Linked DNA regions of Homo sapiens: regions 1, 3, 4, 5 and 6 are each linked to region 2. A link is an interaction called in ENCODE POLR2A ChIA-PET data of the cell type or tissue named here. Cell type or tissue: MCF 10A. All regions are shown on one strand.

Region 1 (4,000 bases), 230 kb before region 2:
TACACGAGCTGCCCCGCTTCCCCCTGAGAAAACAGCCTGTTCCTTCTTCAGCTTGCCCTTCTCCACTTACAGGCTATGAGAGAGAACACTGGAACTCTGAAAACAAGGCCCAGGGAGTCGGATTTCCACCCAGGTCGAGATAGGAAGGAAGGGCAGGCCCAGACATCCCCGCCAGAGGCTGCTTTTCCAGGCAGTACCTGGGAAGACAAGCTAAGCCAATGAGAGGCTGTTGGGTTAGGCTCAGACATGCTGTGCCCCAGTGGACACCAAGCCGCCGAACTCAGTGTTGCTTCTAGAAGGTCACCAGGGGCTGGGAATGAAGGACGGGGATGTGGCTCAACCAGGCCCTGACCTGAGCATCAGCTCCAAAGTCAGTAGCCCTCTCTCACTCTGGGTAGCTGCTCCAGCAGACTCTAGGAGGCTGCTCCTGTGTCTGATGTGAGAGATCCACTTGCCCTTGGTTTTGAGTCGCAGGTTAAGGAAAGGGGACAACCGCCATATCAAGTTCTACTTCCAAACCTGAGCCTCTTCTGAAGAAACTGAAGTTCGTTTTTGGATCAATTCTGCCCAGCAACAAGTTTTTATTTGTACTGCCTCAACAACCTGAGGCAAAAGTGTGCCCCTGTCTGGCCTCCAGCTCCCAGTATCCCCTGGCTCTGCCAACCTCTGGGGACCCCAAGCCTGTGGGTCCTGTTTGTATGGGAACTGGTACACGTTTCTCCCCTCCTCTGCTCCTTTCAGCTCTCCTCGGCCATGTCCTCAGCACAGGTGTCAGCCAGGGTGTGTGGGGCCCGGGGAGGCAGGGAAGGACTGGGCATTCCAGCCAGCAAGGGCGGGAATGGGTCTGCTTCGCAACATCCCCAAAGGAGGTCAACCAAGTCCCCTTGCCCTCACTCCAGTAGGGCCCTCTTTGCTTTAACTTAGTGCATACCCAACTCTGAGCTGGGAATGCCTCCTGAGAAAGGCAGCCAAGGCCTGTGATAACAGCAGGGAGGAGCATGAGGAGGGATTTCTGGGGTCCATCTCTTACTCACCCATGTTTCCCTCCACGACCTTGACCCTCCTGGTGGCTCTGTCCTCTCCCTGGACATGGGACACAATCATGTACACTCTGGAAAGGCCAAGGAGGGCTGTTCAGAGGGCCAGCTGTGGTCCATCTGAAGGTGACAATTTGCCAATTTGTTTTACAGGAAGGCTGCCATGGGCCTCACAATAGCAGTCCCTGCTTCCGCCTTTCTGTCATCTTCCAACTAAAGAGGCCAGGAAATGGCCGAGTCAGCTCCTGCTGCAGCACCTCCTAGAATCAGAAAAGGCCTTTCCGAGAATCTTGCTGAACCCTGAGGGTGAGGAGTGTCAGATTTTGCAGCGGGGGGAAGCTGGCAGTGGAGCCTCCACTTCTAAGTAACCTTTGCTTCGGAAACCTGCCAACTCTCTGCCTGGAGACTTGCCTTTGATCACGACTTGTCACCTTTCAGGAGATGTTCCACTTTCTAAGCAGGTGAAAAATGAACCTGATTAAAAATAGGGAACTGGACTCTTCACAGAGTCCCCCTGTAAAGCCAAACTACTGGCTACACCTCCAAGGGGGAAAAGGGAACATCCCTGTCCCTCAGGTCCCAGGGCTCCGTGGGACCCAGGACCCCCGAACAGCCTGCAACCCTACGACGACGGCCTGGCCATGCTCCAGCAGCAGGCAGAGGCTTGGGCCACAGCCACGTACTGGCTCCTGCTCGCTGGGTTCACCTTGGTGACCAGAGGGCACTGTGACCGCCCATTCTCCTCCCTCCCTTCCTCCTCCCCTCAGTGCTTTATGGACCTGAGTTTCTGGAGCTTTCTCAAAACCGTGGACACGTTCCCAGTGGAAATCATGACATTTTCCGTTTCACATTACGCACTCCACAATGCCCCAGGAAGGGAGAGAGAGAGGGAAGGAAAATAGGGCCTGGGAGCCAGCCCCTCTCTGTCTGCAGCCAGGGCTGCTCGCTGCTCTGTTTATCCTGGAGTCACCTCCCTCCCGAACTTGACAGCCAGTGCCCCAGTGTTTTCTTCTGCAGTCAAAGGCCCCGATGAATAGGTGAACTGCCTTTTCTATCTGCTCATGTGGCACATCTGGATAAAGGCGTGCCTCTCTACTTTGTTGTGTTTTTTTAAAACTTTACTTTCCACTGCCATGGTAACTGCTGCATGTTTGGCAGAGGGAAAGAGGAAAAAAAAAAAAAGCTCGGAGAGAAGAAAAGGAGCTCTCAGCGCGGGGCTGGCGGCCGTCCAGGGTAATCATGCCGCAGAGCTGAAATGAGGCCTCTGGCGGGCAGCCAAGTTACAAAGAACAAAGCTGTCAGTTCCTAATGTTGGCGGCAATGCTTGTTTGGCACCCTTATATGGTTTCCCAGAACTCCCTGCCTTGGCCGCCTTCCATTCCCTTCAGGGCAGCAAACAGGATTAGCACAGCTCCGAGTTGTTTTTCTCCTCTCTCCTCCAACTGTTCCAATGACATCATCCCTGCTGCATTCATTTGCCAGCAGGGTGGTTTTTTTCTCTCTCTCTCCACCTCCCTCCTCCCTTCCTCCCTCCCTCTCCCTCCATTTCTCTCTCTCTCTCTCTCTCACACACACATCTCTACTCCCACTCACTTCCTGTAGCCTCCCCCTCGCCTCTGACTTTCTTTAAATGCAATGTTTTAGGTCATTCTTCTTGTCCAGCTTCTCTGTTAAATTAAAAACACCCTAGTGCTTGTACATTTAGCTGAATCAAGCCAGACGCTGTATTTTATTTTTATAACTGAATTCCTGTGAGATAAAAATCTCATTTTCCTTAGTAGGCTGTAATCAGCACTCACAGGGATGTGGTTTCCAACTGCCCCAGCTCGTGCTTCCTTATGAAGCTCCGCTGAGAAATGAACTTGGCTCCTGTTCAGGTTTAAAGGGCCCGAGGCCGGTCACACATTGCTCACTCATACACACACACACACACACACACACACACACACACACACAGAGGATGTGCACACAAAGACCATTATACATGTATGCACACACACATGGACACACGTTCTTGTCCAGGGAAGCCCCTACGGTTCCACACACGAAGAGCAAAAAAGTATTCCCTGAGACAGACAGACACACAATCAGTACCCAGTGTCATTCTTCCCCTTTCCAGGAGGAAAATAGGTGAATAAGTCAAGCTGAAAGCTGCTTCCGAAAAGACTGTTTTAAACTAGCAGGCAGGCCAGCGTTATGCAACTCATGGCTAGGTTCATTAAAGGAATCGAGGTTTGCCGACTGCACAAATGTTCCCCTGCCTGCCTCCGCCCCAGCCCCTCCACCCCACCCTGCTCTGATTCATGAACTAGTTTTCAGATTCATGAATCACTCGGGAGCCAGCAAGAGAAAAATGAGTAGTATTGATCTCATTTCAATTGAAATGGGCTCATTAAGGCCATGCTGGCTGTGGACGGCCTTGCACGACAAGACGCTGGCCGGCGTCCGAGGTCTGCAGGCGGGCGCCCGAGCCTGCGGGTGGGACAGGACTCCTTGGGTGAAGCCTCCGCGGAGGGTGCCCCTTCTTATTATTATTAAATGGACACAATATGATCTACTGGTACAAGGGACTCTGGCTGCACTCCGCAGCCCTCGTTGGGCAGGCCGGTTTTCTTCTTTTTGTGTGGCCCGTTTATTTTGTTATTTTTTTTCACAGTTAATGGAATCTCAGTGCAGTTTCGCTCCTGGATTTCTGGTGACTCTTAAGGACTACCTGAAGTAGGAATTCACCTTCTGAAACAACTGGCATATCTTGGGGTTTGTTTGTTTTAACGCAAACAAGGAGCTTTTTACTCTTCTCCCTCCAGACCTCTGCCTTGCCACCCTCCTTGTACCGTCTTCAGCGAGAAGGACTAGGGGCTAGGAACCATCTAGACTTGGAGTAATCTAATTTATGTGGGGAAAATTTCTCCACCAACTGGATGGCTGCCTTCACGTGGACACCGGTTTTATAAAACCACTCT
Region 2 (4,000 bases):
CATTGGTGGGGGTCGACGCATGACAGAAACCTGGCTCCATTTGCTTGAAAGGTTCACAAACCATAGTGAATTTTTTTTTGTTTGGTTTTGTTTTGTTTGGCTCTGTCGCCAGCCTGGAATACAGTGGCGCAATCTCGGCTCACTGCAACCTCTGCCTCCTGGGTTCAAGCGATTCTGTTGCCTCAGCCTCCCAAGTAGCTGGGACTACAGGCGCGTGCCACCTCGCCCAGCTAATTTTTGTAGTTTTAGTAGAGACGGGGTTTCACCATGTTGGCCAGGATGGTTTCCATCTCTTGACCTCATGATCCGCCCACCTTGGTCTCCCAAAGTGCTGTGATTACAGGCGTGAGTCACCATGCCCGGCCCCCATAGTGAACTTCTTGTGATCCAAGGCCAAGTTTCCAGTATGTAATGAAAACTGAAACCTGGTTTTGAGTTTCCAAATTCACACAGAGCCAGTCATGACGGAAGATGTGTGAGGTAGCAAGGGTGAGCAGCACCACGGCACAACCAAGACACTCAGCACTTGGTTCTATTTCTAGCTCTGCCACCTCCTTGCTATGTGGCCCGAGGCTGGTCACCTGCTCTCACTTAGTTACCTTTCCCTAGTATTGGGGGAGAGCAGAGCTTTTTGCCTTATCATTCCAGGACCTGAGGATGTGTATGCTGAAACAGTGGCATTTCTCTGAATCTCTTTGAATTACAGTGCACATATCTTCAGGATATCAGAGACATCCCATCCATACCAGCACGTGCCTTCTTTTCCTAGTCATTTTTCTTCAACTATTCCCGTTTGAGCTGGGCTAAGAGAACAACAGTCTGGACTCATTCCTTAGGTGCATTGTTGGCCTTCTCACAGACTTAAATATATACATCTGTCCCACTTTTAGAGAAAATAGGAACAAAATCTATTACATGTATTTTAGGCCCTCTATCTGAATTCTGAAGTCTTTCTCTGACTTCTTTTTCAGCTTCAGCTTTTGATTTCAGGCACATTCACACTTGTTTAGCTTTCAACTTACAGAGAATGCTGGAAAAGAGATTCATGCATTATTTAGAGCATTCGTCTAAATGCCCTCCCAGATCCCTTCTAACTCCATGAGGTCCCATGAGTCTGTGAAATGCATGGGCAAAGGAAGAGGAACTGAGGCTTTGAAATCAGATATACCTAGTTCCAATTCCTAGTTCTCAAGTTTACTAGTTGTGTGACTTTGGGTGAGCTGCTTAACCTCATAGGAGCCTAGAGTCCTCATCTAAAAACCTGGGCCAGTGCCAACTACCAAGCCATGACTGTGAGGATTAAATGAGACATCACTTCCATAAAAACACGGAACAGAGTGTGAGGCATACAGCAGGTGCCAAGGTAGATATTAGATCCTGCTTTTCATTATTGGTGCAAGTTTCTGATGGGTCAAACATGCAGGCTGTTGTATATTTGAATATTGCTTCAGTCTTCACTTCCACGGTTTTATTTCAAAAAGAGAAAGAAGGAAGGAAATAAACAGAAACTGTCAGAGGCCCTTCGGAAATCATCACTCATCCATTGAAATGTGCTTTCCATTCAAAAACTACCTTATTAATTATTCATTGCTTTTGGAACTGAAAATGAGAACAGAGCTTAAGACCCAGAGTTGGACAAGAACAGTGTTCCAACTGCTTGATTTCTGTCATTTCCTGGTTTCTACGCAGTACCTCCCAAAATCTGAGATTTGCAGTTTTGGGAGTCGAGAGAACTTTAGGCTTGATGATCAGTCAGGTTTAGTCAGGTTTAGCCAATGCCCTGGAATGACTGTTCTCTTTACTTTCATTTCCACTCCCGGCACCGCATTTCTGGGGGATTATTTCACTGCATGGGTGGCCCGAGTCCCTTGGCCTTCAGCCTTATGGCTCATTCCACCGCTCTGGGCAAGCCATAACCACCCGAACATGCAAGTCTTTCTTTTGTGCCCCAGTGGCATGAGTAACATCATTAACTCTTCAGGGCCGAGGTTTGGGATTAGGTAAAAATCTTACATCCCCCCGTGTTTGCAGTCAGAACACCAGAGTAACAACAGGGTGTTTGCGGGGCTTGTTTTCACGCCAGAAATGAGGTTGCCCTAACACACAATCCTTAAGATGTTTTTTCCCTAACGATTGTCTTCACCAGGATCGTGGGTTACAAAATGGAAGCTCAGTGCTTCCTGCTTCGAGTTCCAGTAGAACAAACATGCAAGAGACTCCTCGGCTTGGAAACTCTTCAAACCAGGGAAGGGCTGCTGATGTGTCCCCAGGAGGGGAAGGGCAGGAGGAGCACAGTTGTGCAGGGGGGTGTTTCACATGCTTCTCTAAAGAAGAGCTTCCTAAAGTGTAAAAAGGCTGGGGAAAGACACATTTCCCAAGGCCTGGGGCCAGTGCGGGGACAAACGCGAGGCTGGCGCACGTGCATTGCGGGTTCCGCGCGCCATCTGGTGGCTTCGGGCTGACATTGGGCGCACCATCCGGGCTTTTACCCCATTGACAGACCTCATAGAAGGAACCCATTGCGGGCGATAAAGTTCTGCTGGAAGTGATCACCAGGGCCCCCAAAGGAAGACACCGAGGGCCAGATGTTCCGAATTCCACTCCTTATTCTACAACTGGATACTGAAAGCCTCAGGTTCTCTTTGACAAGGGGGCACTGATCCTTCCTTCAGGACCAGCCTTCCTATCACACAGCAACATAAGCACTCGGCTCTGGGCAGTGTGGCCCCTCTGTGCCTTGCTTTCCACATCATGACGCCACATGACGGGCCACAGGAGTCTTCCCTTCGCCCCTACCTGGAACGCGTGTATTCCCTTCCAGCCTTGTGAATCCCACAGTTCTCAAGGCTCAGTCCACAGGCATCTTTATATCCTTAGAATATTTGCCTCATATTTTGTTCATACTAGTGTTTCCAAAGTGTGTTCCAAGAATGATGGTGTTATTAATCAGAATTGTATCTCTTTTTGAAAAGGCATTCAAAGTTTGGGAAAGTCAGGGTTACGCAAAGGTTAAACAGACCTGATTGCAGGATATCTCAGGAGCATGACACATACTGAGAATGTAGTGGATTTCTAAGAAGGAACTACAGTTTGCTATAGTTTCTAAACTTGTTTGACATCAAAACCTTCCTCCTATCTCCACCTTTGAAATGTATCTTGCAAATATTGCATCTAATAAAACAATTTTAAGGAAAAATAGCATCCTGTTCACTTGACCCAAGATTATGTAGCTGTCTTTTTAAAACTGGAAGACATCTGCATTCGTTTGCTAGGGCTATTATATTGCCTCACGGTTGTGGATGCTGAAGATCCAAGGCCAATGTGTTGGCAGGGTTGGTTTCTTCTGAGGCCCCTCTCCTTGGCTTATAGATGGTCGTCTTCTCTCTGTGTTACCACATGGTCTTCCCTCTGTGCCTATCTGTGTCCTAGTTGCCTTCTCTTTTCTTCATTGTTTCTTCTTCTTCTCCTTCTTCTTTTTTTTTTTTTTTTTTTTGAGATGGGGGTCTCACTATGTTGCCCAGGCTGGTCTCAAACTCCTGAGCTCAAGTGATCCTTCTGCCTCAGCCTCCCAAAGTGCTGAGATTACAGGAATGAGCCACTGTGCCCAGTCCTAATTTTCTCTTCTTATAAGGACATCGGTCATATTGGGTTAGGACCCACCAACATGACCTCATTTTACCTTAATCACCCTTTTAATGTCCCTATGTCCAACTACAGTTACATTCAGAGGTACTAGGGGTTAGGACTTTAACAAAGGAATTTTGGGGAGCCACAATTCAGCCCGTAACAACATCTTATTGTTGCATCTGTAGGGTAAAATGTATGCTTCAATGGAAAATTATGCATTGTTTAGAGCAGGGTTGGCAAACTACAACCAGTGAGCCAGATCCAGCTGGCCACCTGTGTTTGTAAATAAAGTTTATTGGCACACAGCAGCATTCACCCTTCACATATTGTCTAAGATTACTTGCATGTTCACTGACAGTTGAGTATCTGTACA
Region 3 (4,000 bases), 580 kb before region 2:
ACCTGCCTCAGCCTCCCGAGTAGCTGGGATTACAGGCGTGCGCCACCATGCCCAGCTAATTTTTGTATTTTAGTAGAGATGGGGTTTTACCATGTTGGCCAGGCTGGTCTCCAACTCCTGACCTCAAGCAGTCCATCCACCTTGGCCTCCCAAAGTGCTGGGATTACAGGCATGAGCTACTGCGCCCAGCCCCTTTTTTTTTTTTTTCAAAATTTATTGTGTATACTTAAGGTATACAATGTGATGTTATGAGGTACATGTACATATAGTAAAACAGTTACCAGAGTGGAGCAAATGAACATAGCCGTCATCTCTCATAGGTACGTATTTTTCCCCTGTGGTAAGAGCAGCTACAATCAACTATAATCTACTCATTTAGCAAAGATGTTGGATACAGTACACTGTTAACTAAGTGTGTCTTCATATTGTACATCAGATCTTTCCACTTGTTCATCCTGCATAGTTGCTGCTTTGTGTCCTTCCGCATTCACCTCCCCATTTCCTCTGCCTCACCCCCAATACTGGTAACAACTGTCTTATTCTCCATCTCTGTGTATTTGGCTTTTTTTAAAAAAAAGATTCCACCTGTAAGCAAGGCTGTGCAGTATTTGTCTTTCTGTGTCTGGCTTATTTCACTCAGCATAATACCCTTCCTATCCTCCCTCCATGTTCATTCTTGTTGTGGATCTCCTTTTTTTTTTTTTTTGAGACAGAGACTTGCTCTGTCACCCAGGCTGGAGTGCAATGGCACAATCTTGGGTCACTGCAACCTCTGCCTCCTGGGTTCAAGAGATTCTTGTACCTCAGCCTCCCGAGTAGCTGGGATTATAGGCATGCGCCACCACGCCTGGCTATTTTTTGTATTTTTAGTAGAAATGGGGTTTCACCATGTTGCCCAGGATGGTCTTGAACTCCTGGCCTCAAGCGATCTGCCTGCCTAGACCTCCCAAACTGCTGGGATTGCAGGTGTGAGCCACCACACCCACTCTTCCTTGCTTTCCTTGCCTGCTTGCCTGCCTTCCTCTTCCTTCCTTCCTTCTTTCCTTCCCTTTCTTTCTTTCTTTCTTCTTTCCTTCCTTCCTTCCCTCCCTCCCTCCTTTTTCTTTCTTTTCTTTCTTTCTCTCTCTCTCTCTCTCTCTCCCTCTCCCTCTCCCTCTCTCTCTCTCTCTCTCTCTCTCTCTCTTTCTTTCTTTTTTTCGCTCTTGTTGCCCAGGCTAGAGTACAATGGTGCCATCTCGGCTCACTGCAACTTCCGCCTCCCGGGTTCAAGCGATTCTCCTGCCTCAGCCTTCCTGAGTAGCTGGAATTACAGGCATGCACCACCATGTCTGGCTAATTTTGTATTTTTAGTAGAGACAGGGTTTCTCCATATTGGTCAGGCTGGTCTCGAACTCCCAACCTCAGGTGATCCGCCCACCTCGGCCTCCCAAAGTGCTGGGATTACAGGCATAAGCCACCGCACCCAGCCTCTTTCTTTCTTTCTTTTCTTTCTTTCTTTTTCTTTCTTTCTTTCTTTCTTCTTTCTTTCTCTTTTTCTCTCTCTTTCTTTTCCTGCCTGCCTGCCTCCCTTCCCTTCTCTTTCCTTCCTTTCTCTCTTTCTTCATTCTTTCTTTCCCCATTCCTGTTGAGTGCACACATTTTCTTTACTCATTTGTCCATAATGGACATCTAGGTTGCTTCCCTATCTTGCCTGTTGTGAACACGGGAGTGCAGCTACCTCTCCTAGGTGGTGATTTTCTCTCTTTTGGGTATATAACCAAAAGGAAGATTGCTGGATCATGTGGTAGTTCTATTTTTAATTTATTTAGGTGGTTCCCAGTTCTTGCTGCCACTTCCTTTTCCTTGGAGAGATGAGTAGGAGACAGGCTGAGGATACCCATGAGCTGTTTAAGAAGAGAGCCCCGCTGCCCACAGCTTGCATCCTAAATCTCAGGCCCCACAGCTCTATGCCCTACTTACCTCCCCTGGCTCCCCTTCCTCCAGAGGAAGGAGAAAATGGGAGGGCTTTGCTATGAGAAAAGCATTTTCCCCAAACAATTACCAGGAAATACTGTCTCGATTGCTATTCCTGACATGTGCTGCCCTCTTGGCAGAGTTACTGGAAGGCTTATTACACCTTGCAAATGCTGATGGGGCACAGTTCCCAGAGTTGGAAAGGCTCACCCAGCGCAGGCCGCCAAGGCCTCTTGGTTTCCTCCCACAGGTGCCAGGTGTGTGCTCCACACCCCTCTGTTGGCCAACCTTGACCTTGAGCAGAGGCCCCGGCCAGCTCTCCCAGCCTGCTTGCAGGTGGGAGGCCATTCTCTGCTGACTCAGGCCCAGACTGGGGCAGGTGCATGCCTTCAACCCCGTGAGTAATACCGGCTTCTCATCTTCAAAGGGCCTTCCCAAGATTAACCAATTAGTCACCCCCAGGAGAGCTACAAAGCAGGTTATTATTGTCTTTATTAAGCCCATGGTGGAGGAGGGAAGTAAGTGGAGTCCCTATCCCAGGTCAGTGAGAAAACTGGCAGATGAGTGTGTGGATTTGGGCACAGGAGATGACAGCCACTCGGATTTCTCAGGGTGTTGGGGTGGGGGACGAACCAAAGGCAGGTAAAGTAGAGGCTGGAGCTTCTCACTGGTCGGGGTGGGAGAGACCACAGGGAGTATGTGGGGAAGGACTGAGAGGCTTAGGCTGATGGAAAAGGGCATCTTACTGAAACCAGAGCCAGTGGATGAAGAGACAGTTTGGCCTCAACTGACCCACAGAGGCCTCTGCCCTATGTTCTAAAGGATTCAGAAAACCGCTGATTGTGCTTGAGTCACTCTGCCTCTCTGAGACACCCAGATATTTGTGAAATGAGCCTTGGAACACTTTCCTTTTTGTATCTGTTTGAGGACTTTGATGGACTAAAAATGATCACAACACACGTCATTCAAGCACGTTTCAAATAAAAAGTGTACTATGAAAGCTTAGAAGGGAAGAGGTGGACATTGTTCTGGTTCACTCTGAGCCACAGGTGTGTCTCCTTCAGGTGCACGATGCAGAAAGTTAGAGGGTTTTAAAAGGTAAATCCAAGTCCTGGTGACAGAGTGAGAACCGATGCACCTTCTGGAAGCCAGACAGCAGAGTGAGCCTTCAGTCAGTCCTGTCTGCAGCTGCTTTTTATAAACTTGGCATAAATATGTGCTTGGGAACACCAGGACAGTGTGTCTGGAATATATTTCTACCATTAGAAAACACACACATACATCACACATAACACACATGCACATAACACACATACATACAACACACACATACACGCACACATAGCACACACAAACACAACAAACACAACATGCATGAACACACACAACACACATACACACAACACACACATACACATATGACACACATATGCACATACTCATACACACATAACACACAAGCACACACATAACATACACATACACACATAGCACACACATAACATACATACACACCACACGTAACAGACATGCACATAACGCACACCATACACACACACATAACACACAAACACAACACACACAACACATATGCACACACACAACACACACATACAACACACACAACACACATACTCATACACACATAACACATATGCACACACATAACATATAACATGCAACCATAGCACATACATAACCTACACACACATACACACAACACACACATACACATATAACACACATACACACATACTCATACACATAACACACAAGCACACACATAACATACACATACACGCATAGCACACAACACATTCCTACACACATACACACATACACATATGCACATACACATAACACACACATATACACATGCACACATGCTCAGAAACAACAGAAATCATGCATGGTACTGAGTGGCTTCACTTGTGTTTTTTCCTGTTTTGCTGCCAATTTTAGAAGGCCGTAAGTCATAGTTGTTGTTAAACTTTGTCAGTTAAAATGTAACACTAAGAACAAAGTCATCTGAGCTGCTGTAGTCAGA
Region 4 (4,000 bases), 120 kb before region 2:
ACGGTCCACCCCACCAGCTGACTGCCTCTCCTCCCCACTACAGTTTCCCAGCTGTCTCCTGCCACCCTGCTTCCATTTGCTGTTGTGTATGCTCCAATTTTTTACCTTCACACGACGAAAACTTCAGGGGCAAAAATTATACCTATGATAATGTAAAGAGATCTTAGAACAACTGAGACTGGCAGTAAAAAATTCAAAATTTTGACATTCCTAGTTTGGGGAGACGAGTTAGATTCAGGGATAGCTATGAAATTGTGCTGTCTGAATTTGTAAAGTATTTTTCAAAGCAGATTAACAGGACACAGTATTATGAGGAAATCACACTGATTTTCACTTTCTTTCTCGCTTGTTGGTTTCCCTAAATGCTTAAATAAGAATATAATTACAATATTTCTAAACGATTGTGCAACTGCTCTGAAGCTTGACTATTTACCTCCCACCACTCAGAAGAATACAAGCGGTATATATCTGTTAGGTTACCCATTAAACGACTGTGACAGATCGTATTTCTGGTTAATTGTTAGTTCCTTATGACCTTAGACTTTGCCTGTGTATTTAATAACACCATCTGCTGTCTAGGGTAGCAATACCACCTTTTTACATGAGGATTACTGTTCTTACTTCGTAAACAAAAGTGCTCAATCTGAGGTGTTGAAACTGTACCACAGAATTATTTAAATTATACTACCTATGGAAAGCTTAAAGAAGAAAAAATTAACTTTCTTCTCTATGGTGGCTTTATTAGCTTCAAGTAAAATATCAGAATTTATACACCATAAGAAAAGTATTTTTAAAAGATTTACAAGTTTTATTATTGGTCTGCAAAATGAAATGTTTTAAAAGAACGTTGTCTCTGTTATACTTGTTTTGTTTATCTTCTTCTAGCCGAGTTTCTCATTGTATATGATCTCTGAGCAATTTCTCAATAAAACAGACAATTTTAAAAAATTCTCACAAAATTAAATCGAGATGAGACTTAAAATAAAATCATCACCCAATATCATGCCTGTTTTGAAGCATTCTGAGAATCCTACTGGTTCATAAAAAATATTACAACATCTACTAACACATGGTCTATAATAAGGCAAATGTAGACAGGGTTTGAAGTCAGCTACCTTTGTTTGGGTCTCACAGACAGTGGCGCCTGTTAAATGAACTCTCCGTGGTCACAGTGAGGTGGGTGGCAGGGGGCAGAGCATTTATGTTTAATTTAACCAGGCCCATGCTGTACAGTATACTAATTTAGTTCAATTCTCCAATCCATGAATCAGAACTTCCTAAAAACAGAAGGGCTCTATGTAGTAGGAGAACTGGCTTGCATGGAAGTTGTATCTCCTGCGTGAGGGGAAATAGCACCTTTCTGAGTCAGGAGGAGGGAACTCCACTCATTTATTCATTCATTTATTTGTTCCTTAAACCATTGCCAGCCTTCATCCAAAAAGAAGCAAAGGTGAATGAAATTGCTGTTTAATTTTACCAGGGAAATGACAGCTCCCTAATGGTGATAAGTTTTTCACAGGAGCGATACTTCTGAGAATCAAGAATGAGCACTGCAGAATAAAGCATTCCAGGTCAATGTGTGTCTGATTTTGAAGCCTCTGACTTCGGCTATAAACTGTGACGAGGCTCACAGAATTGACCGTGATACACCCAGCACTCGCATAATTCCTAACTTTATGCTAAAATATGGACACTTCAGAGTGGTTTGTTTTTATGTGTGTGTGTGTGTGTGTGTTTTTAAATCACTTGGAACCAAAAAGGTTGGCCTGAATACTCACCACATGAAAATAATCAAGAGGTCATTTGCCAACAGAAAACAACTTCAAAAGTACGGAATGTGGAATTCTGAGCCTAAACCGTTTGACAGTATCCCAAAAAGGCATGTCCTGACATGTTTTCAGTCTAAGAGGGTTTCAGCATTCCAGGCTTTTAAAAGAATGTCTCCTATTACAGGAGCTGCCTATCCTTTTCCACACTCTCAATTCAAGGAATCTGGAAGTCTAATTCTGGAACACCCATTTTAAAATATATTGAGTAATCTTTATATGAAAAGTAAAGTATACGGTGACTCCTTTTCTGGTGTTTGAAGAATAGTTGAAACAAATTCTTCACATAAGAAAAACACAGAATTTTTGAAAAACATAGAGTTTTTTACAACTTTATTAAGTTATCCCATAATCAGACCCGTATAAACAAAAGCCATAATGTAACACGAATGTAACATTTCACCATAGTTAACCAAGTCACAACAAATTTCAAAACATCAGAATTCTTTGAATTTACTCTCATAACATCCTTTATGAATTCAGTATATAGCCTGCAAAGAAGCCACACAGCCATTAAGTAGTAGAATTCTAGGTGAGAATCCAAAAACACCTCAAAGCAAGTTTCCATATCCTGCCGACCTACTCAGCCAAATGCCTGCCTGTGTATGAAACCGTTTTGTTTGTCTGTTTGCTTCTTCAACTGAGAGCCTCTTGAACAATCTGAATAGCCTGTGGATAGTATATTAAGTCTTTGCCCGTATATATATATGTATGCATATATGTATATATGTATATATACACGTATACACGTATATGTATGTGTATACGTGTATATATACGTATATTTACACATATACGTGTATATATACATACACACATATACATATAAAATTATATATAAACACACATACACACACATACATATATGAAATAAGGCAGTCTCTTGAGGAAAGAAAAATGCAAATATTTTCCATAAGCCCTGAGACATTGAAGTTGGGCTTATATTAATGCTGATACAGATGTTTTGCCCTGGCTAATTTAAACTAAGTATAGACCGTGGTTTAGAGTCTCCTAATCTGGGATTGAGCCCAAACCAAGCAGACACGATGTTCTCGATGATGTGATGCTCTGGTAGCCATTTAACCTCCTGACTTTATTTGGATGGCACAATGCCCCCAAATAATGGGCAGGCATTTACTGGTAGTTTTTCCGCATTGTTTTGTAATCCCATGTGGGTCAGAAGAATGTTGGGCTTGGGTTTGTCAAATTCCTGTGTATTCCCATCACCCCCACCCACCACGAGAGGTCAGAACAGAAATGACATCAAGGCCAGCACCGTCTCCTCCACTCAAGAAAAACTGGCCTAGGGTGTCCAGCTGACCTGCCTCAGGTCACATGCCAGGTGAATGAAGAGAAGCTACGGTCCCTCAGTGATCTCCTGCATAGATATTTACATGTATGCAAAAAAGAACCTATGAAGAAAATATAAATAGGAGGTAGCCCACCAGTGGGCTAAAGAAAGAACTGCAGTTTGGGAAACCTGAATTCTAACTGTCGTTTAACCACACATTTTCTTTGTTTTAAGACAGATTCCTTATTATCTTGGTGTCTCAGTTCATAAAGTGAACAGACACTGATGTTCTTAACTATTGTTAAGAATAATGAATTGGTCTGATAATGCAAAGATAGATAGATGGATAGGTAGATAGGTAGATAATTGAGAGGTAGGTAGACAGAATAAAAGCAGCCTGACAAATGTTTAAAATCCAGCTACCTGTTAAGTGCTAAAGAGAAGAGGCCTCAGGAAGTTCACATGTGTGCAGTTCCCAGGCATGTTTCAGAACCAGCTTCCTCACTCAGGAATTTGCTCGAAGGGCTGGGAGTCTTGCCACGAAGTACATCAAAGTTCATTTGTATTTGCATTTTAGCTGTCTGTGACAAGCTTTGTAGTAAACACACTACATTTAGGCAGTCACTTTGGGGAATCCATCAGTAGTCTCTTGCTAGGGCTCACATCTAGGCTGCCTACTGCATGTCTGTTTCCTTCTCCCCTGTATGAACTTCAGTTCTGAGTGTGATTCTTAATTTTCCCAGTGGTTTTGCACTCTGCCTCACAAAGAGGCATTACCATGTGGGCACAGAAATGGATGTGCCAATGCATACCGGAATTCACTCCAACTAATAAAGTACAGTCCTCAGTCAGTCTGCTCAACTTTCCTTCCTTGTGTAGGGAG
Region 5 (4,000 bases), 500 kb before region 2:
CAGGCTCGGAGTCAGGAGGCCAGGCTCGGGCCCCAGGGCTGCTACATTATTAGTGCTGCTATTTGGCATGTGGCAAAGTGTTTCTCATCTCCAGAGACAGGGTTTCACCATGTTGGCCATGCTGGTCTCGAATCCCTGACGTCAAGTGATCCGCCCATCTCAGCCTGTCCACGTAACTGGCACTGTCCACATCATCGAGGTCTGGTGGGGCTCCAGTGAGAATGGTGCTTGTGAACTGAAGCTCATGGTGCTGGTGTCAGGGTTGGCTCTGCAGCGGGTTTCATCTGGTGGCTGTAGATTAAGGTTGAGTAGTACCAGGCTTGTCTGGAAATGGGAAAATCCAGATTTTCATAGATTTTTAGTACATTAGAGCTGGATGGAAACTTAGCAAATATTTACTCCAATTCCACCATTGGACAGATAAGGAAACTGAGTCTTAGAGAAGGGGAAGTCACTTGAAGGGTTGTGCTGGGTCATTTGAACAGCCCTGGGAGAGGCCCTGGAGAAACTCTACTCCGTAAGCGAGGCCACATACCAAGGTGACCTTTCCCTGCCAATGGAGAGTGTTGTTCACTCAAAAATAGAACTAAGCTGGGCGTGGTGGCTCACGCCTGTAACCCCAGCACTTTGGGAGGCTGAGGCGGGTGGATCACTTGAGGTCAGGAGTTCAAGACCAGCCTGGACAACATGGTGAAACCCGATCTCTACCAAAAATACAAAAATTAGCCTGGCGGTGCCTGTAGTCCCAACTACTTGGGAGGCTAAGGCAGGAGAATTGCTTGAACCCGGGAGGCAGAGGTTGCAGTGAGCCGAGATCACGCCACTGCACTCCAGCCTGGGCAAAAGAGCAAGACTTCATCTCAAAAACAAAAACAAAAACAAAAACAAAAACAAAACAAAAATAGAACTGATGATATGAAAGGCAGATGGCAGAGCTGAAAGATCCAACCCCTAGAGGAAGAACAGAGGCCCAAAGGAGAAGACCGGGGGTGGGATCCAGGCGGTGCTACTGTTACTATTTCTCATGGCAAGTCTCTTGACCTTATGACTACAGGTGAGCCTCCGCGACTCTTCCAACTCCCAGAGCAGCCTGAGGATCAAAGGTGCCTGTTAGTAGCCACTCCTTTAGGGCGGGCGGGGGCCAGGAAGAAGCCGTGACTCACAGGTACTGCCTGCTGGAGGGCTCTTTCTCTGCAGCAAATTGCTCTGGTGGAGAATTATAGGTGTGGAAGAGACTAACCTTAAAGGCTACAACTTTATAGGGTGTGAATAAAGGCTGACGCATGGTGCTTCCTAACAAAATAAGGGGAAGCTCCAGCTCCTGACCTCATCCAGAGAGGTCTTGACTTGTTCAGCGGGGCTTGGGTTGCTGGCGTTGCCTGGGATGCAGGCGGCACAATACCAGAGACCTAGGAGCAAATGAGAAACCCAGGCGCCAGGCCAGGAGAACAGGGCCTCGTCTTTCGGAAGATCTGGATACGTGCAGGCTCTGCACTTTCTTTGCTTTGAGACAACTGACTCCTGCAATTCCAATCACACAGGGACAACTGGGGAGGGACAGCTGTGTCCTTGCTATTTCAGGCATGTTGAGAACGTCCAGAAGGAAAATAATCTCTCATTCTCTCATGTTCCCCCACCCCAAAACATACACAAACCTATCGGGGCTGTGAGCCTCTCTGGCAAGATCTCTGGAGGTATCTGTACTCTGCCTTGTTTTATTGGCATTGATGACACGTCTTCCTGGCAAACCTGTATCATTCATTACAGCAGAACATAGGTTCTAGTGTCGTTACTGGAAGAAAATGATTCCTCCCTTCATTGCTCTAGTCTGCTGGACACAGTGTGGGGACTGATTGAAGAGACAGAAACCCCCGAGAAACAGGCCCCAGTTTCAGGCCAGAGCTGCAGGGTTGGGTCTCTCGGCTCATTGTGCAGGAGGAAGAGGAAGAGGGGGGAGAAGGCAGCCATCTGGTTTCCTTGGAAATCACACGGGAAGGTTAGAAGATGGGAGTCCAGGAGATGGAGTGTGGAAGTTTCTGCACCCAGTTCCGAAGCCCAGACTGTGAAGGGAATAGTTATGTTTCTTCTGGAAGCAGCCAGCACACAGTCCCAGAAGGAATCAGAACTGCTGTACAGATTTTTCCTGAAGGGGAGGACTGCCTGCCGCTAACGTCAGCAAGGAGAGACTACCTTGTTCCTCTGAAACCGAGTCAGCTTGCGGAGCTGAGTCAGAGGGAATGTTGTTGCTCACCCTGGAGCAGGGCCAGGATGTGAGGGCTGGACTTTGCTAAAAATAAGCCATTCATGTTTGGACATCATGCTCTGTCTCCTCGGATCCCTGGCATCTGGCGCTGTGCCATGTCCCGTGGCGCCCTGTGGTGTCCTGTGGGTTGAAGCCAGGGGCTGACTCAGGACCAGGATGTTCTCTGGACTCTTTTTCTGCTGGGTTGGGTGCAGCGGAGGCAATGCTTGGTGATGAGTTTTCGCCATCGCAGCTCTGGACCATGCCAAGGGCAGAGGCTGTAGTGGGAGACAGAGCTGGAAGAAGTTGCTGCTCAGGCGGGGGCCCACCCAAGGATGTCACTGGGGTCTGTTCCTCTGAGGGGCTGTCTTTCCTGGCCCTTTGTTGCCCCAACACCCCAGAAGCCAAGATATTTCCCTGACACAGCCCTTCCTAAAGCTGACACCTTTCACCAGCTATTAGGGAGTGGAGGAAGTGAGCAACTGTTTCTCCCAATAAAAAGAACTTTAAGGTGTACTCATTATTTAAAAATCAAACACAAAAAGAAAATATAAGGAAGAAAAAACACCGTCTATTATCTTCCTTCTCCCATAACTTTCTAGAGGAAAGATACATAGTTTTCAATGCACATTTTTGTATGCACGTTCAGGTGAATACATTTTGCTTTGATAAAAATGGGATTGTGTTAACATTTTCCAACTAATTTTCTTACTTTTTAAGAGATCATGGGCTTTTCGTAGCCATAATTACAGACTTACAGGATCGTTTAATAGCTTCATTTAGAGGAAGCATAATTTAACCTAGGCGTCGACAAACTTTTCCTGTAAATGGCCAGATAGTAAATATTTTTGGTTTTGTGGGTCAGATGGTCATTGCTGCAAACACTCAACTCTGTTATTGTAGCTCCAAATTGGTCAAAGACGTAAATGACCAGGTGTGGCTATGTTCCAATAAAACTTTATTCACAAAATAGGTCCTAGACTGGGTTTTGGCCCACTGGCCCACTTGCAGACCTGTGATTTAAACTGTCACCTACTGATGGGCATTTAAGAAGTTTCCAATGTTTTGCTATTAAAAACTGAGCCGAGATGGCGCCATTGCACTCCAGCCTGGGCGATAAAGCAAGACTCCGTCTCAAAACAACACAAAACAAAAAAACAGCACATAAATATGCCTTTGCGTGTATATGTATATGAGCAGGTGTATATTTGTATATATGCATATGTATACATACACACATAGTATATACATATATATGATTTATATATAAACAGGATTAATACACAGATATATGGTGTATATCTATGTGTGTGCGTATATATATACATATATACATATATATATACCTATATATACCCATATACCTATATACACATATATATACCTATATATACCCATATACCTATATATACACATATATACCTATATATACACATATACCTATATATACACATATACCTATATATACACATATACCTATATATACACATATACCTATATATACACGTATACCTATATATACATATACCTATATATACATATATCTCTATATATACATATATACCTATATATACATATATCTCTATATATACATATATACCTATATATACATATATCTCTATATATACATATATACCTATATATACATATATCTCTATATATACATATATACCTATATATACATATATCTCTATATATACATATATACCTATATATACATATATACCTATATATACATATATATACATATATATCTAT
Region 6 (4,000 bases), 570 kb before region 2:
TCTGCACGAGCAGCTCCGCAAAGGGCAGAAGGACCCAGACCAGAGGACCAGCATTCCAGCGGGAGGAAACAACTGCGGAAAAGCCCTGAGAGGGGAATGAGGGTGGCCTGTCCAAAGCTTGGGGGAGGACGCTGCTCTTGGATGGTAGCAAGAGAGGATGTGAGGGTGGTGAGCAGGGGTGTGGTCCTGTAGGGAGGACCTTGTGGGTTGTGGGGCCGTGTGTGATTCTGGATGCTAGGGGAGGTGATACATAATTCAGGATTTCTTGGGAAGATGGTGCCCACTGTTTTTGTTTTTGTTTTTTTAAGACAGAGTCTCACTCTGTCACCCAGGCTGGAGTGCAGTAGCACGATCTCAGCTCACGGCAACCTCCGCCTCTTGGGTTCAAGCGATTCTCCTGCCTCAGCCTCCCGAGTAGCTGGGATTACAGGCATCTGAGTCCACTGTTGAACCCACCTACTGTATCTCATTGCAGGCTCAAATAATAGCCATTAATGCAATGTAGGTTCCAATCCCAAGTCTCCAAGCAATGATTTTGGGGCAGAGGTTGTACTATACATACACCTATAGATATTTCTTGGCATCTTATTACAATGCTTTGCAATGTGGCATGGGGTTTGTTTCTCAGATTTTACACAGGAAGTTTAGTTACTGATATATAGGTTGAGCATTCCAAACCAAAAACCCGAAATCCTCCAGAAATTGAAACTTTTTGAGCATCAGCCTGATGTTCAGAGGAAATGTTCATTGGAGCATTACGGATTTTGGATTTTTGGATTTGGGATGCTCAACTGATAAGCATATTATGCAAATATTCCAAAATCCAAAAAAATGCAAACTCCAAAACACTGTGATTCCCAAGCTGTTTATTATTTTTTGAGATGGAGTCTTGCACCGTTACCCAGGCTGGAGTGCAGTGGTGTGATCTCGACTCACTGCAACCGCCATCTCCTGGGTTCAAGTGATTCTTGTGCCTCAACCACCTGAGTAGCTGGGATTACAGATATGCGCCACTACGCCCGGCTAATTTTTGTATTTTTAGTAGAGACAGGGTTTTGCCCTGTTGCCCAGGCTGGTCTTGAACTCCTGGCCCCAAGTGATCCTCCTGCCTGGGCCTCCCAAATTGCTGGGATTACAGGCATGAGCCACTGTGCCTAGCCCCCTAGGTATTTAAATGAGAAGCATATTCAACCTGTACTAGAAACATTGTGTTATGTCTTTCCATGTCCCAGAAATGGATTCAGGGACATCATTTCTATTCCTCATAGAAATGAGCCATCTTTAGGTGTCTGGGCTTGGTGACTTATGCCTGTGATCCCAGCACTTTGGAAGGTTGAGGCAGGAGGATCCCTTGAGCCCAGCCATTTGAGACCAGCCTGGGCAGCACAGTAAGACCCCATCTCTACAAAAGATAAAATTATATCACTTCTCAGCCTTTTAGCTAAGATCAAGTACAAAAAATAAAATTATTAGCCAGGTGTGGTGGTATGCACCTGCAGTCCCAGCTCCTCAGGAGGCTGAGGTGGGAGGATCACCTGAGCCCAGGAGGTTGAGGCTTCAGTGAACCGTGATTGTGCCACTGCACTCCAGCCTGGGTGACAGAGCAAGACCCTGTCTCAAGAAACAAACAAACAAACAAACAAACAAACAAAAAACTCCTTGGGTAATGACCCAGCGGTCACCCATTGTGACCAGTTTTTCCATGGGACTGAACCACTGTCATTTGTCTGGTGCTTTATAACAGCTTACAAAATACTTCTGCAGCCACTTTCTCATTTGCTTTTCCCCAGTGCTCGTAGCGTTATTGGCGATGTATAGATGCAGAAGCTAAGAGAGGTTAAGTCATTTGCCCAAAGTTACGGAGCAAGGGGAGACCTGGACCTAAGCTCCAGTCCTTGGCCTTTGCTCTCAGACTTTCCCAAGTCCCTGCTGTGGGGCCTTTGGTGGCAGCGGGCCAAGGCAGTTCCGGGCACCTGGGCTGACTGTGTGACTGTGAGTTTGGTAAGCCGAGCCTGGCAGGTGTTTGCAATTCCCTGAGCTGGCTCCTGGGAATGCATTCTGTGCCATGCAGGGCCGTGTTGCAACGTGACTAATGGATGAGAAGGTTGAGGAGGAAAGCCATTACTTCACCAATGTGAATCAAGGTCATTCGTCACCTCGGGAAGCACACGGAGCTGCGACGTTCAGGAGGGAGGCACGCTGCTCCCAAGCCAAACCACGATGCAGCCTGGCACCAGTCCCATGCAGCAGGGAGAAGGGGAGTTTCTGGAAGCGAGGATGAGCTGGGCAGCCAGGCCCAGGGCCCTGGCCGTGCATGCATCAGCCCCTCCTGAGAAAAAGAGCTCAAGGACTACATGGGGTCTTACCCACGAGTGGGGCAACGGTGCAGTTTCCAGGAGGCGTTGGCAGGAGCTGACCGGCCACTGACGCTGGCCGGGGTCCCTAGGGGACAGGGACTGGAGGGTCAGCGGCCTCTGACCATCCAGCGTCATCTGAGGAAATCAGGCCAATCGTGAGCCACCAGAGTGTCCTCACCGAGACGGCCTCTCTCCCTAGTATAACAAGCCACATTTGCTGCCTTTCTGGGAGAGTTAGAAGCAAGCCACGTGGGTGACTTCTTTTCAAAGTTCTCTGCCTCAGAGGAGGAAGCCCCATGGGTGGAGGCCAGGCCCGAGGCCATCCTGCTCTGGGCCAGAGCGTGCCTGTGTCTGATGAGCGAGGACATGCCTCGTCTGGCTGAGCCTTCCATTTCACACCGGCAGCTCGAACCCCCCATCACGGCTTCCTTTTGGGCTCCCCTCCTCAGGGGACCGAGCTTGAAATGTGCTTGCCCTTCATCCCTAAGGCCTGCGTCCCTTCCTCAGAGAGGACTAAGCCCCTCTCCCAGTCTTGATGTTCTCCGAGGCCCTTCTTATTCACAGAACCTATCTGGCTTATTTATTCGCTTGCTTGCTTCTGATGTCTTCTCTTACTGAAAGGTAAGTTATGTGGGAGATGGAATCATGCCAGCTTTGGTTCACCATTACATCCTCCACACTTTTCTATTCTGATTTATTTATTTATTTTAGAGTCAGAGTCTTGCTCTGTCGCTCAGGCTGGAGTGCAGTGGCACAATCATAGCTCACTGCAGCCTCAAACTTCTGGACTTAAGTGATCCTCCTGCTTCAGCCTCCTGAGTAACTAAGACTACAGGTGTGCATCACCATGCTTGGCTAATTTAAAAAAATTGTTTTAATACAACAATTAGCTGGACGTGGTAGTGTGAACCTGCAGTGCCAGCCACTGTGGAGGCTGAGGTGGGAGGATCACTTGAGCCCAGGAGATTGAGTCTGCAATGAGCTGAGATCGTACCACTGCATTCCAGCCTGGCAACAGAGTAAGACCCTGTCTCAATTTTTTTTTTTGTAGACGTGGGGTCTCACTATATTGCCCAGGTTGGTCTTGAACTCCTGGACTCAAGGGATTCCTCTGCCTCAGCCTCTAGTGTCACTGGGATTACAGGTGTGAGCCACTGGACCTCGCTCCCCTGAAAAGTTTTTGTGGAGCCTGGCACCAGGGGAACCCAATATCTATCCTTTGAATGAATGAATAAATGCAAGGAAATAAATGAAGAGGAGGCGGGGGTCAGGAGGGGCATGTTTTATATGAGTAGATACCATGCAAAGGTCCTCCTGGGTGCCATCGCCAGTGCGGGGCAGCCTGCGAGCCCCTTGAGGGAGGTCTCCCTGACACACTGCCCACTCCTCCTGGGGCCGAGCAGGAGTCACATCCAAGGGCTGGGTCATTATCTGATAAATGAGTGGGTTGTGCGGATGAGTAAACAGGGACTGACCCAGAGGTCAGGTGTAACTCAGCCTCAGAAACTGCGTGTGTCAATAGGAATCGAAGGGCCAAGGAATGTGTTTTTCGTTGATGTCAACTTGCTGCAAAGGACCACACCTGCTTCTCGACCCAGGAACGTGGGAAAGGGAAAGGCTTGGCTTGTTTTGGTGGAGATGGA

The links. ChIA-PET counts read pairs that join two places held together with the same protein. Peaks named below come from ENCODE experiments on the same cell type or tissue, not always from the same donor. Only the 100,000 strongest peaks of a DNase experiment are listed, where the experiment ranks them.
Region 1: POLR2A ChIA-PET joins it to region 2 with 10 read pairs; 12 of 35 experiments call an interaction of 5 or more read pairs at or near these places.
Region 3: POLR2A ChIA-PET joins it to region 2 with 16 read pairs; 15 of 35 experiments call an interaction of 5 or more read pairs at or near these places.
Region 4: POLR2A ChIA-PET joins it to region 2 with 10 read pairs; 27 of 35 experiments call an interaction of 5 or more read pairs at or near these places.
Region 5: POLR2A ChIA-PET joins it to region 2 with 13 read pairs; 5 of 35 experiments call an interaction of 5 or more read pairs at or near these places.
Region 6: POLR2A ChIA-PET joins it to region 2 with 12 read pairs; 15 of 35 experiments call an interaction of 5 or more read pairs at or near these places.

What each region holds. Positions count from the first base shown.
Region 1 is chr1:234,722,713-234,726,712 of GRCh38, reverse strand. It overlaps LINC01132 (long intergenic non-protein coding RNA 1132), which reads right to left and starts at 2,671. Exons shown (of 3, transcript NR_038856.1): 1 at 2,631-2,671; 2 at 1,035-1,490. RefSeq lists enhancers at 74-637, 1,201-1,764, 1,765-2,327, 2,892-3,454. In MCF 10A, no CTCF peak of the experiment used is centred here; DNase peaks (open chromatin) are centred at 1,342, 2,382, 2,972 and 3,252.
Region 2 is chr1:234,497,690-234,501,689 of GRCh38, reverse strand. No RefSeq gene overlaps it. Among named protein-coding and RNA genes, the nearest start is that of TARBP1, 21 kb to the right of the region's middle. RefSeq lists enhancers at 1,639-1,728, 2,139-2,188, 2,229-2,278, 2,273-2,567. In MCF 10A, a CTCF peak has its summit at 2,443 (motif pointing left); DNase peaks (open chromatin) are centred at 29, 419, 1,269, 2,399 and 1 weaker place.
Region 3 is chr1:235,077,991-235,081,990 of GRCh38, reverse strand. No RefSeq gene overlaps it. Among named protein-coding and RNA genes, the nearest start is that of LINC01348, 10 kb to the right of the region's middle. In MCF 10A, no CTCF peak of the experiment used is centred here; DNase peaks (open chromatin) are centred at 2,250 and 2,770.
Region 4 is chr1:234,616,478-234,620,477 of GRCh38, reverse strand. No RefSeq gene overlaps it. Among named protein-coding and RNA genes, the nearest start is that of IRF2BP2, 8.3 kb to the right of the region's middle. RefSeq lists an enhancer at 3,295-3,795. In MCF 10A, a CTCF peak has its summit at 3,169; DNase peaks (open chromatin) are centred at 1,887 and 2,987.
Region 5 is chr1:234,995,763-234,999,762 of GRCh38, reverse strand. No RefSeq gene overlaps it. Among named protein-coding and RNA genes, the nearest start is that of LINC03108, 17 kb to the right of the region's middle. RefSeq lists an enhancer at 627-1,826. In MCF 10A, no CTCF peak of the experiment used is centred here; DNase peaks (open chromatin) are centred at 1,282 and 2,372.
Region 6 is chr1:235,068,382-235,072,381 of GRCh38, reverse strand. LINC01348 (long intergenic non-protein coding RNA 1348) reads left to right here and starts at 2,564. Exons shown (of 4, transcript NR_027454.2): 1 at 2,564-2,978; 2 at 3,880-4,000. In MCF 10A, no CTCF peak of the experiment used is centred here; DNase peaks (open chromatin) are centred at 2,071, 2,601 and 3,961.